2 separate regions of the Homo sapiens genome follow, and region 1 is linked to region 2. Evidence: read pairs that join two places in POLR2A ChIA-PET (ENCODE). Cell type or tissue: PC-9. All regions are shown on one strand. Each heading gives the region's core, and the rest is flanking DNA. Links, peaks and the distances in the headings are about the cores only.

Region 1 (6,050 bases), core at 870-4,869, 410 kb before region 2:
GTTTTTCTGCCTCTGTTTCTTTGTTTCTGCCACTTTGCCTTTCTGTTTGACTGTTTTTGACACACATATATGCACATGCATGCACATGTACACACACACACACACACAACGCAGTTAATTCTTTCCCCCAACTTTCATTATCAGCAGCCGTGTACCTTCTGCTCTGCAGCACAGACAAATCTTGGGTAAATGGGGAGGATACCAAGCATTAAAGTTAAGCTGACTTGTATTCCAAAGGACTGATTTGAAATTGTCCAGAGCCTCAGGAGGAATTGCCAAGGACATTCAGAGAGGCCATTTGGATCCCCAGGGGGATGATGCAGCAGGTGCAGAGGGGACAGTGGTGTCACTGGCGAGGAGCCCAGGAATGATCATCAGGGACCACTGGAGTCACATGGGAATGAGCCCTAACATAGGTCCCTGCTGCTTCTTGGCAGGCCCATCTCCTTTCCTGCCGCTGGCCATTTGGTGACCTCCCAGAGGCTGTGGAGTCAGACAGGCTTGGACTGCAAACTCCAGCTCCGGCCCAAGTTAGGGGCTAAAGCCAAAATAGCAAGGGAATGCAAAAAAAAGGTAGCTAATGGGAGGTTTTCCCTGCTTCTAGGCCATGCCTATGGAAAAATGCCAGTGATGGGAGTCCAATTCTAGAAACTTCTTGAGCAAGACACTTTATAGTCCTGAAGTTAGGCTTTCCTATGCTTGTTTATGGTACTGAGGCAAGGCAATGCCATGATTTCTAATTCAACTCTTTTTTTTGTTCATTCCTTCCTATTTCCTCTACCACCTAGCTACCTCCCCAGGGTGTTCATAGGAATAAAGAGAGTATGTGGAATTGCTGTGAGCTCCTTATAAGGAAAGTGTTACATAAACACAGAGTATTTTTATGTGTGCATATAAAATATATCTTCTCTGGCTAGAAGGGCCTTATTCACGGAGCTAAATAAAACAGGTTTATTTGGAATAGTAGCAATCCCAAAGGACCTGAGTATTGCAAAAAGCTTGTGTTTTGGGAAATATTAGTCAAGGGGAAAACTGTTTCTAGCATCAGTTTTTTTCCCCCATCTGTGAAGTCTTTTTTTTTTTTCCTTACACCACCGGCCACCCCCATCTGTGAAGTTTAACTTGTCTCTTACTGTCTTTGTTTTATCTTGATGAGGTTCCCCATGCATACTCATACGCTGGCATCTCTGCATAGTCCCTAATGTGGTTTGAGGCAATGGTGTGCTGGTAAATGTTTTAACAACTCGCTCTTTGTGGGGGATGACGGGGGCCTTATTTTGTAGTATTTGCCAGTTTTCATGATGTAAATGCTCCTTACCATGGCCAGTTTCAAGCTATCAACATGAGTGATTGCAGAGTTGGCAAAGATCCCCTACAGTAAGCTACCATTATATGGCTTTCCCACCACACAGATAAAGTATACATAAACAACTTCAAGAGCACAGGCAATACTAAAGTGTAGTAATGAGAAGTAATGAGTTTTGAGAGTTTATTACATTTTCAAAAATATAATTTATTTAATTCTTTTGATTTAATTTTTATTAATGGCTGTGTTAACAACTGGCTTGCAAAATTTCAGAATATTTAATAGTTGCTTCCCTGGAGCTGGTGTGAGCTGCCCCCAGCACAGCACTGGATGAGGTGTTGACCTTGATATAGCCTTGACTCCTCTGAAGCCCGTGGTTCACTTTGCCAAGGCATCTATTGGGTATTTCCACCTGGATGTCACACTATGATGGCAAAGTAAATGACTGTGAGAATAAACTCCTCATTTCCCCACTCACATCCCTTTCTGCCTTCATCCAAGTTAAAAATCTTAAAGTCACCTCTTTCCTCCTTCTCTCTCGGTCTTCCCGCTTGCTAGCCAACTATTACCAAGTCTTCCTTTGAAACATCTCTTAGTCATTCTCAAACTTGGCTGCACACTAAAGTCACCTGAGGAGCTTTAAGCAAATCCTGATGTCTGGGTTCCACTCCTACGTATTCTGGTTTAATCAGTCTAGGGTGCAGCCTGGACATCATGATTTAAAAAAGCTCCCAAGGAGAAACTAATGTGCAGCCAGGGCTGCCAATCACCATTTTTTTCTTTCTCGTTGTTATTATCTTCTAATTCAGTATAATGAAACACAGACTTGGTGATCCAACAGACTTCGGTGTGAATCTTGGCTTTGCCAAAGGGTATTCTTTTTAAGCTCCCTGAGATTCTCTTTCGCCAACTGTACAGTGGGAATAATGACCCTTTTAACATACGGTTATGTAAAAATGCCTCAGCTGAGCAGATATACAAAGCAGCAAGCAAAGTGTGACATGGAGGCTTGTATCATGGACCAAGTGAGGAATCACTAAAGCCTGAAATACAGTGATTGTCTACTGATATGTCTTTCTAAAATCTGATGTTTCACACCTATGCTCCAAGTCCTCTGTTTTTTCTCAATTGCCCAATGAATTAAGTCTGGACCCTTTAACCTGACCACATGCCTTCATATCTCACCCCAACCCACGGTGTCAGCCTCATACCTGCCCCATTTGCTCCCGTGTAACCTGTGGCCCAAACTCAGCAAAGTTTTCAGGGGTCTTCAAGCTTCCACATCTTTGCGGCTGCTGTTCCCTCTGTCTTGAACACCGTTCCTTTCCTCTCTCACCTGAACTTTCCAACACAGCTGTTAAAGTACAACTCAGAGGTCACTCTCTACAAAGTCTTCCTTGACTGCCTCTGACAAAATTAATGATCCCTTCTTTGTGTTCCCACAGCCTTTGGTACAAACCTTATTTAGCATTTGACTACATTATTTTAATGATTTGTTTTCATATCTGCCCTCCTTCAACTGTGGCTGAGTCATCTTGGTATTCCCCAATGGCCCAACGCAGATGTTTGCGAAATAAATGGGTGCATTTCCTGTCTCATTTTTCATCACTCTCTTGTCCTCCTGTATAAGAGATATGCCAATAGACTAGGTGGAGCGATCCTAGATCAGAAAACAGTACTTATAAGTATCTTAAAAGCCCCATTGAAAAGATATTTAAAACTCCCAGAAAAAGACTCCTCTCAGATCCCACATGGCAAAGCATATTGAAGTGAGTGGTGGCAGACAGGTGAATAGCATACCCTTCACCCTCAGAGAGGCTGTGAATATTAGTCACCCATGCAATGCTGCCAGGAATCCCTCTGGGGCTGGCCCAAGTCACAGAACATGTGTGGATTGTTTTCTAAGCTGTGCTGTGTTAAAATAGCAACTCCCGGTTTGCCTCAGGTGTAGAGTTTAGGTTCATGGTTCACTGGATATTTTAGGAAAATAGGAGTGAACATTCCAATCGCTTCTCTCCCCACTCGTAGTGTGTGAGGTTGTTTGTTCACATGGCTCAGACTCCGCAGAGAGCAGATTGCTGATAATGGCCATCCCGTCTCCTGGCCCTCTCCCAGAAGAACCATATTTAAGCTCTCAGTTGATGTGAATGCCCGGAAAACATTACTCTCCAGGGTAAGCTCAGGGGTGGTGTTGAGGGGCTTTGGAATCCCCGATAGAGCCAGAGCCCTGGGCCTACATTAGAGAAGAGGCTAATTTAGCTGTTTTCTGGGAGGCCATAGGTCTAACCAGATTGTAAGAATGAATAAATGAATTAACAGAGGAATCCTTCCCCTAAACTTGAAAAAAGAATTTGAAACCCTACTGTAGATTTAACCATTAATTCTCCCCTCTCATCGGTCTTCCCCAGTCTCTCCTCCAAAGATTCACCCCCTTGCTTTTGAGCACTGACTTGTTGAATGCTCTTCACTGAAGATCATTTGACCAGACTAACCTTCAGTGGCAGACAGTAAAAAAGGCCATCAGTGACCAACTCCAGGTATGGAGGCTGGACGGCTCTCTAATGAACTCCGGCTAATGCAGAAGAGAAAACACTTTAAAAACCAAAACAGGTGAAGGTCAAGGAATGATGATAGAGTAGAAAATGCCTTCATTCCTTTCATTCAAGAAAATGGCATGCAGGTGGTTGTCACTGGGTGGATCCAGTGGGCATATGTGCCAGAAATGGCATTGATGGGATGGAACTGGAGGCTGGGGACATGTTGGTGAAGTGGTGAGGTAGTGACAGGGAGGAGGGTTTGCAGAGTTCCTGCTGATTCTTATGAAAGCTCCAACAAGGGTGAAGAAAATGGATCATAATCATAGAAAACGGCTACTCCAACTCCACGTGGTTAAGTAATGGACAGGGGAGTGTCTGGGAGTGAGGGCAACGCTACCTCGTATCTACCTGGACAGGCATGGATGACATTTACTTGTCAGAATCTTCAGGTGCTAAAGAGTATACGTTCTATGAAAACAAGTGTGCTTAGAAATGCGAATGCAATTAAATTACAGGATTCAATTAACAAATACTATGTGGGATGGTGAAAGATATTGTAGGATTGCAGAGCTGTGGTTTGAGGTGCGATACCCCACAGAGAGTGTGCAGCCACCACCTGGCAGTGAGGTGAGTCTGCTGAGACAGGCTTCTCTTGATTGCCTCTCAAGGTGCTCAGAGGCTCCTGCCATCTTGGAGCGTTTGTCATTGTGATTCCAAGATAGGAATTTGCAAAGTTCTGTTTACTGGCTGTACCCAGGGATGGAGGTGGAGGTTCAGAGGGCATAGTCTTGGCCACACCACCATATTATGGGGCCAAATCAAACACCCAAATAATAGAGTGCAGGGAGTCACACCCTTATGTCACTTGATTCTCATTATATCCTTCTGAGTAGACAGGGCATTAGTTGATTCATTCAGTCATTCATCTATCCATTCTACACATACTAAGCAACATGTACCAAACTTTGTGCTAGGAATTAAGAACATAGACAGACCTTGGTTTCAAGATGCTCAGAGCCTAAGAAAGAATATTAACTTTGGTACCAGAGTGTGAAAACATCAGACTAGAGAGCTATACAGGATGGTCTGAGGACACACAAGAGAGGTGCTGGATCCAGCCTTGGAGAAAAGTCCAGGCAGTCTTGAGTTGACCTTGAAGGATGAGTAGGAGTGAGTCAAATTACAAGGAGGCAGGGGGTAGGGTTCAGATTCCAGGAAGTGGGAATTGCATTTATAAAGATATAGAGACACGAGAAAGTGTGATGATGCGGAGGGAGTAGGCATTAGAGTATGACTGGAGCAAACCAGGCGGAGGCCTAGAAAGAAAAAGTCAGAGAGATAGAAGGGGTCATATCATTGAAGACGTTGTATATCATACTAACTTTTTAAAACTTTTTTCTAAAGTAGTGAGAAACAATTGAATATTTGTTTTAAATCAACTTCATTGAGTTATTTTTACATGCAATAAAATGCACTTATTTTAAGTGTGCAGCTTGATGAGTTTTGATGGACACATTTACCTGTGTGGTAAATAGAACATTCTTATCTCCTCCAAAATTTCTTGAGCCCCTTTCTGGGTAACACTTTGCCTAACTCCCAAATCCAGACAACCACTTACCTGCTTCCAGTCACAATAGATTATTTCTGCTTATGCTAGAGTTTCATATCAATAGAATCATACAGTATGTTCTCTTTTATATCTGGCTGCTTTTACTCAGTATAATGTTTTGGAAATCCATCCATACTGTTGGCTGTGTCAGAGGTTCATTCCTTTTTATTGCTGAGTAGTATTCTGTTGTATATCACAACTGGTTTATCCATTCATCTATTGATGGCTATTGGAGGTTCCAGTTTTGGACTATTCTAAAGTTACTCTGATCATTCATGTACAAATTATTTTTGGTATGTGGATGTGAAATCTTTTTGCCATGAGTTATTATTTATCTTGAGTAAATAACTATACAAATATCCAATAAGCACATGAAAAGATGTCCAACATCATTAGTCATCAAGAAATGCAAATTGAAACTACAATGGGAGACTAGTACATTCCTATTAGCATGGCTAAAATTACAAAGACAGACCATAACAAATGCTGGTAAGGGCGGGGAGGAACTTGGGCTATCATATACTGCTACTGGGAAAACAAAATAGTACACCCACTTTGGAAAACAGTTTGGCAGTTTCCTATATATATTCATATACTC
Region 2 (6,050 bases), core at 1,114-5,113:
CCCAGGCTGGAGTGCAGTGGCACCATCTTGGCTCACTGCAACCTCCGCCTCCCGGGTTCAAGGGATTCTCCTGCCTCAGCCTCCCAAGTAGCTGGGACTACACGTGCGCACCACCATGCCCAGCTAATTTTTGTATTTTTAGTAAAGACAGGGTTTCACCATGTTGGCCAGGATGCTCTTGATCTCTTTACCTCATGATCTGCCTGCCTCGGCCTCCCAAAGTGCTGGGATTACAGGTGTGAGCCACCGTGCCCAGCCTCAGGTAGTTCTTTATTGCAGTGTGAGAAAGGAATAATACACTTCCCTCTTTCCCTTTTTTCTCCTATAGATATTAGATTATTATAATGTGATAATATCTTTGCTAGGTACTAAAAATATGAAGATAAGTAAGATATGCTCCTTATTCTGATGGAGCCTATATTTAGTAGTAGACAATTAAACAGACCAACATTTAAAAATAAGTTCACTGAGGACCATAAAAAATGATGCTCAGGATGGTTGCTAATGAGGCAAACAACGAAGAAAATATTCTGGAAGAGAAGACCCCAGATCTGAGTCTTAAAGGATAGTTAAGAGTTATTCAAGAGAGGCGACATTGACAAATGCCGTGTGTATGCAATGTGTACGAAGAGCCAGCAATGTGTACAAAGCCAAGAAGCAAGAGAAAACATAGCTGTGGAAGATGATGGTGATCATGGTGAGAACTGCTGTTGACCCAATAACACAGAAAAAAATATTGTGCACGCTTTTCAATATAGTAAAACTTTCTTTATACAGTAGAAGGTAGACCTTTGAGCATTAGTATGGCCCCTCACACTGCCCATGGAACAAAAGCTACTGAGCTTCCATGTACAATCTGGCATGGTACTCGCTATATATATGTGTGTGTGTGTATATATATATACATATATATATATACACACACACACACATATACACATACATATATATACATATATACACATATATATACATATATATATATACACACACACATATATATATATATGACATTGACAACTGAATTTTGGCCATATCTCCATGAGAAACTAGGGAGACACTAGAGTGTTGTAATTATTTACGTAAATGTTTATATTGTAGATGTCCTTGCTACTTCCTATTTGCTAATTTAGTAGAAAGCCTAAGTGAAGATAATCCTAAACAAAAATCTGAGTTCTAGTCAGTCTTTGAATGCCAACCAACCTATTTGGTCTGGCCTAGCTTAATGGCATACTCTAGGAAATGAAAAAAGTACAGAATGGCTACAGCATGGGGAGTGGTAGAAATTAAAGAAGTATGCAGGGGCAAGAGGATGACAGCACTTATACATTTTAGTGAGTAGGTCTTTACCTTGGAGGCAGTGGGAAAGCCATAAAAATTTTTTGAGAGATGTAATATGACCAGATTTGCATTTTAAAACAATCAATAATGATACTGTAAGAAGGGATTCAATAAGGAAAGACTAGTCAGAAGGCTGCTCTAATGATACAGGTGAGAGATGATGACCTGAATGTCTGTGAAAGTTGAGAGACATGGGAACACATGGTAGACATACAGTCAGTAGTGTGGGAAGGGAAGGGGAGACGGAAAGGGAGGCATTCAGAAACACTCCAGGGTTTCTGGCTGGGCAACTGCATGAATAATGATTTCATTCTCTGAGACAGAAGACAGGATGGGAGCAGGTTTTGGAGAGAAGATGATGAGTTAAGTTTGGAGGATATATTTGAGGGGACACAGGATATGTCAAACAGATAACTCTATTAGCCAAATCTGGATATGTATTGAAAAGTAGAAAACCAAAGGAATGAAGGTACCTTGTAAATATGAAATATCAAGTATGAAAACGAGGCTGATGGGAGGGATAAGAAAATACAATCTTGGCCGGGAGCGGTGGCTCACGCCTGTAATCCCAGCACTTTGGGAGGCCGAGGGGGGTGTATCATGAGGTCAGGAGATCGAGACCATCCTGGCTTACAAGTGAAACCCCGTCTCTACTAAAAATACAAAAAATTAGCTGGGCGTGGTAGCGGGCGCCTGTAGTCCCAGCTACTGGCGAGGCTGAGGCAGGAGAATGGCGTGAACCCCGGGAGGCGGAGCTTGCAGTGAGCCGAGAGCCCGCGCCACTGCACTCCAGCCTGGACAACAGAGCGAGACTCCGTCTCAAAAACAAAACAAAACAAAACAAAACAACAACAAAAGAAAGAAAATACAACCTTAAAACATGAGCTTTAAAAACGTAAGGAACAGGAAAGCATGGTGAGATGTAAACTGAAGCAGCGTGTGATGCAGAATTCTGAAAATGAAGGGTATTAAAAACCCAATTGTTACCATGAACAAATCTCTTTTCTACAAATGTTTCTCATGAAATGAGAGTACTCCCTTTACTCCCCTTTTTTGTCTTTTGTTTTGTTTTTGGTTAGAAAGGAATGTGGTATTTTGAGCTATAGTGTCTGCTGGAAATTTTGTTTAACAAAATGTAGTAACTGGACACCTCAACCTTCTGAGAATTAAATAAAACAAAAAGTCTGCTCCAAATACAGCAGAGACATAGCTCACCTCAGGCGCTTGGCAAAAGGACATGGGGAATGTGATGTAAGCATTTCTTTCTCTACAAAAATGCATCTAAGGAGAGTATGAAAAGTTTGTCTCAACACAGTTGACATGTAATCACTGTGACTTCAAACCAAACGTGTTAATCTGGAAAAAGCAGTACTGGCAGATTTCTTTTTTCTTCATTAAGCAATGACCTAGCACAGAACAATGCATTGCTTATGGCAATCTTTGAAATCACAAGTAAACTTTAAAAACACTGCCTACAATGGAAATGCACGTGCCCTAGATCAGGGTTCACACAAACACATCCAGTAAGCATATGGACCATGCTTTCCATTCTTTACTGCATAATTTATTAAAAAATCTATAGAGAGAAATCTATTATTCTACTGCATCCAATGTGTTATGTGTGTGTTAATTTATATTAGCTAGGGCAAAAAGGCTATGTGTCATATTTAACACACATATTTCTTATTTGCCATTTAGCACATACACAAAGACTCATGCATACAAACACGATAACACACAATAACTGAGTAATGCTTTCTTTAAAGTGCTGAACTTTCATAGATTGGTAGCATTCTCTAAGAGTTCACACAAAAAGTAAGATGGATACATTGGAAGTATAACTCTAGGACAATCAAGTAAAAATAAATATCAAATCCCACTTTGAGATATAAAAGCATATAACTCGTATGTCACTGTTATCTTTCCTTCCAGCTGCTGAATATATAGATATTATTTCTGTTTTGTCATGTTACATAGAATAAGCTTCTCTGAGTTTCTCCCAAAAATCTACTTACAGAAAAGCAATTACTAGAGATTCTGTAGGAGTGAGATAGAAGTGGGTGAGGGTTCCTAAATGCTTTTATCTACTTGAACTACCACGTTATACCTAAAGTAAGAGCAATACATTCACTAACTTTAAATGCGTCCTCCCCTCCCTTTTTATTCCACAAGAAAATACAGAGTTTAAGATTAGTTCAACTTCACATGACTGTGATGCACAAATTCTTTAAGTGTAAGGAGTCTATGCATTTTACAGTAACTTATTTTATGATTGGGAGATGAGACAGTTATACATTCAACTGCCATTATTTTTATTAAGTGCTTTCATTTTCTTTACAGTTATTACAAAATTGTATTTATTTTATACAGATGGGTTTTCATTTTCCTGATGCTGTAATGTTTACTTCAGCTTGTTGACCTTTCTTTGTGTTATCTGCATGTTGTAACGTGTGATAAGAATGAATGTAAAGGCTGTGGCAACTGTAATTAATTTTTGTAAAGGGCTGGTCACACGTGGATCTGGTTTATGAATGTATTTGGGATGATTTTAGTAACCAGATCACCTTTTCAGAAATTTAGATGTGAACACCAAAAGATGCATTTTCTCAACAAAAATTAATAGCTGGTTCTATTTTTTTAAACCTAGAAAAAATAAAGTTGATTTTTTTCAAAAAAAAAAAAGATTAGTTCAACTTTATACCAAGAAATAATAGTAGAGCTACTTGTTGAAATACCACCTCCTAGTGGTAAGGTCATCTTATTTGTTTTATAAAGCACTGGGGTATAGCATATTTGGCCACTGTGCTATTTTTCACAATTTAAAATTACAGTTGGATAAATGGCCCAGTAAGTTTTAGTTTGATAGTATTTTCAAAAAGGTATTTCATTAATGTTTATTTGACTTACAAACTTAATTCCCCTTATTAATAAAATAGCAATCAATATTTCCTATGTGCAGTTAGTAGCAGTGCTTAGATTAAAAACAAAACTTTAAGAGGAATAAGTTCTAGTGTTCTATACCACTGTAGGATAACTATAGTTAACAATAGTATATTATATAGTTTGAAATAGCTGGAAGGAACATATTAAATGTTCGTAACACAAAGAAAAATGTTCGAAATGATAGATATGCTAATTACCTTGGTCAGATCACTGTACATTATATGAATGGAAACATTATTATGTATCTCATGAATAGGTACCATTGTTATTTATAAATTTAAAATAAAATTAAAAACAAAAACAAAACTTACTAGAAATCTTTGTTGTTGTACCCCAAAAGTCCTAGAAACCTACATACAAATATGTGAGAGTGACAGCTATCTTGTAGACACAATAAGATGATTATTTAATAACCTGATAGTTTGGAGTTACTAAATCAACACTTTTCATTCAGTAAAGCAGCAAGGAGACAACCTTTCATTATATACTTTGGCAGAGATAATCCAAAATCAGATAATCAAAATAATTTTTATTTGGTTGTAGAATGTTGTAGTACATAAAGCAAAATGTGTCTGCAGGATACTCCAAATTTACCAACTTCAAACAAAATAATGCACAGTGAAGAATTAGAAAATTATCAACCTTACTCAATACATGGAAGTATTCCTTAATCTTCATCATTTTCATTAAACAAAATAATATTTTGGATGAGTTCAACATTTCTATCCTATGCTTTATGTTTAGTGCCTTCCCTGAATTGGAAAAAATGAGGTGTTTTATTTAAATTTAACACTGGTCTAAGGGAGATATAGAATTAAACTAAACAAGAATCGGTTATCACAACCTCACAACATATATCAAAGTATTGAGATTGTTGGTTTACTGACTGTCACTTTTCACTGGATATTAAATATCCTGAGGGCTACAACTGTATTTTTTAACCTGTCCCAGTACCTCAACAAAATTTTCACTGAATGTATGAATAAATTATGTTAACAAAAAGTTAACAATAAAAGTATAATGAAGATCCCTTTAATTAATTTTAAAATCTGAAAGGAAAACTGGAGTCACAAAACATATGTTCAAATCTTAATTCATCACAAATTTTGTGATTTTTGACCTCCACCTCAATGAAGCTCAGTTTTCTCAGCTGAATAAAAGGGATAATGCCTGTGTATTTCAGAGTAGCTGTAAAGGTAAAATGAGGCAATGTACATGAAAGTCCTTTGGAAATACCAAACAAATGTTATTTGCTATCATGCTACCACATATACATGTAGGAAATATATGTATTAAATAAGAATATTTTTAAGATGCAATGTGATAACTTACATTAAATATATATACAATTTTTCCCAAATGAAAACTAACCTAATTCCTCTCTTTAACTGACAAACACACTCAAAACTGCTCATCCAAAAAAAGTCCCTTCCTTGAAGATGTAGTCCCCAGCTTTTTCTCTTCTCTAGTAAATGCTGTCAGAAAAGAGTTGACACCTATGCATCTTCTTCCTAATGCACTGAAAGCTGACTCAATGACCACTGCCTATAGAACAGTTTCAATATGTTTAATCCATTGATTTCTTTTAAATTATCACTTTATTTTATCCCTGAAGATTTCTTTTTGAGTACTTTCCACACCTATCCTGGCTTCTTCAAAACAACTACCCTTTTTTTCTTACTTCTGTGACTATAAGGTTGTATTATTGGATCTCCTTTTTTCTCATCCTAATTTCTGCCTAGATGATCAAACCTGCTCCAATAGAA

What was found. ChIA-PET counts read pairs that join two places held together with the same protein. Peaks named below come from ENCODE experiments on the same cell type or tissue, not always from the same donor. Only the 100,000 strongest peaks of a DNase experiment are listed, where the experiment ranks them.
Region 1: POLR2A ChIA-PET joins it to region 2 with 6 read pairs; 1 of 35 experiments calls an interaction of 5 or more read pairs at or near these places.

Annotation. Positions count from the first base shown.
Region 1 is chr13:44,298,325-44,304,374 of GRCh38, reverse strand. No RefSeq gene overlaps it. Among named protein-coding and RNA genes, the nearest start is that of SERP2, 72 kb to the left of the region's middle. RefSeq lists an enhancer at 2,804-2,993. In PC-9, for the core only: no CTCF peak of the experiment used is centred there; DNase peaks (open chromatin) are centred at 2,874 and 3,164; H3K27ac peaks cover 2,272 bases.
Region 2 is chr13:43,892,676-43,898,725 of GRCh38, reverse strand. LACC1 (laccase domain containing 1) reads right to left here. Exons shown (of 7, transcript NM_153218.4): 7 at 4,794-6,050. Among named protein-coding and RNA genes, the nearest start is that of LACC1, 16 kb to the right of the region's middle. In PC-9, for the core only: a CTCF peak has its summit at 4,112 (motif pointing left); a DNase peak (open chromatin) is centred at 2,685.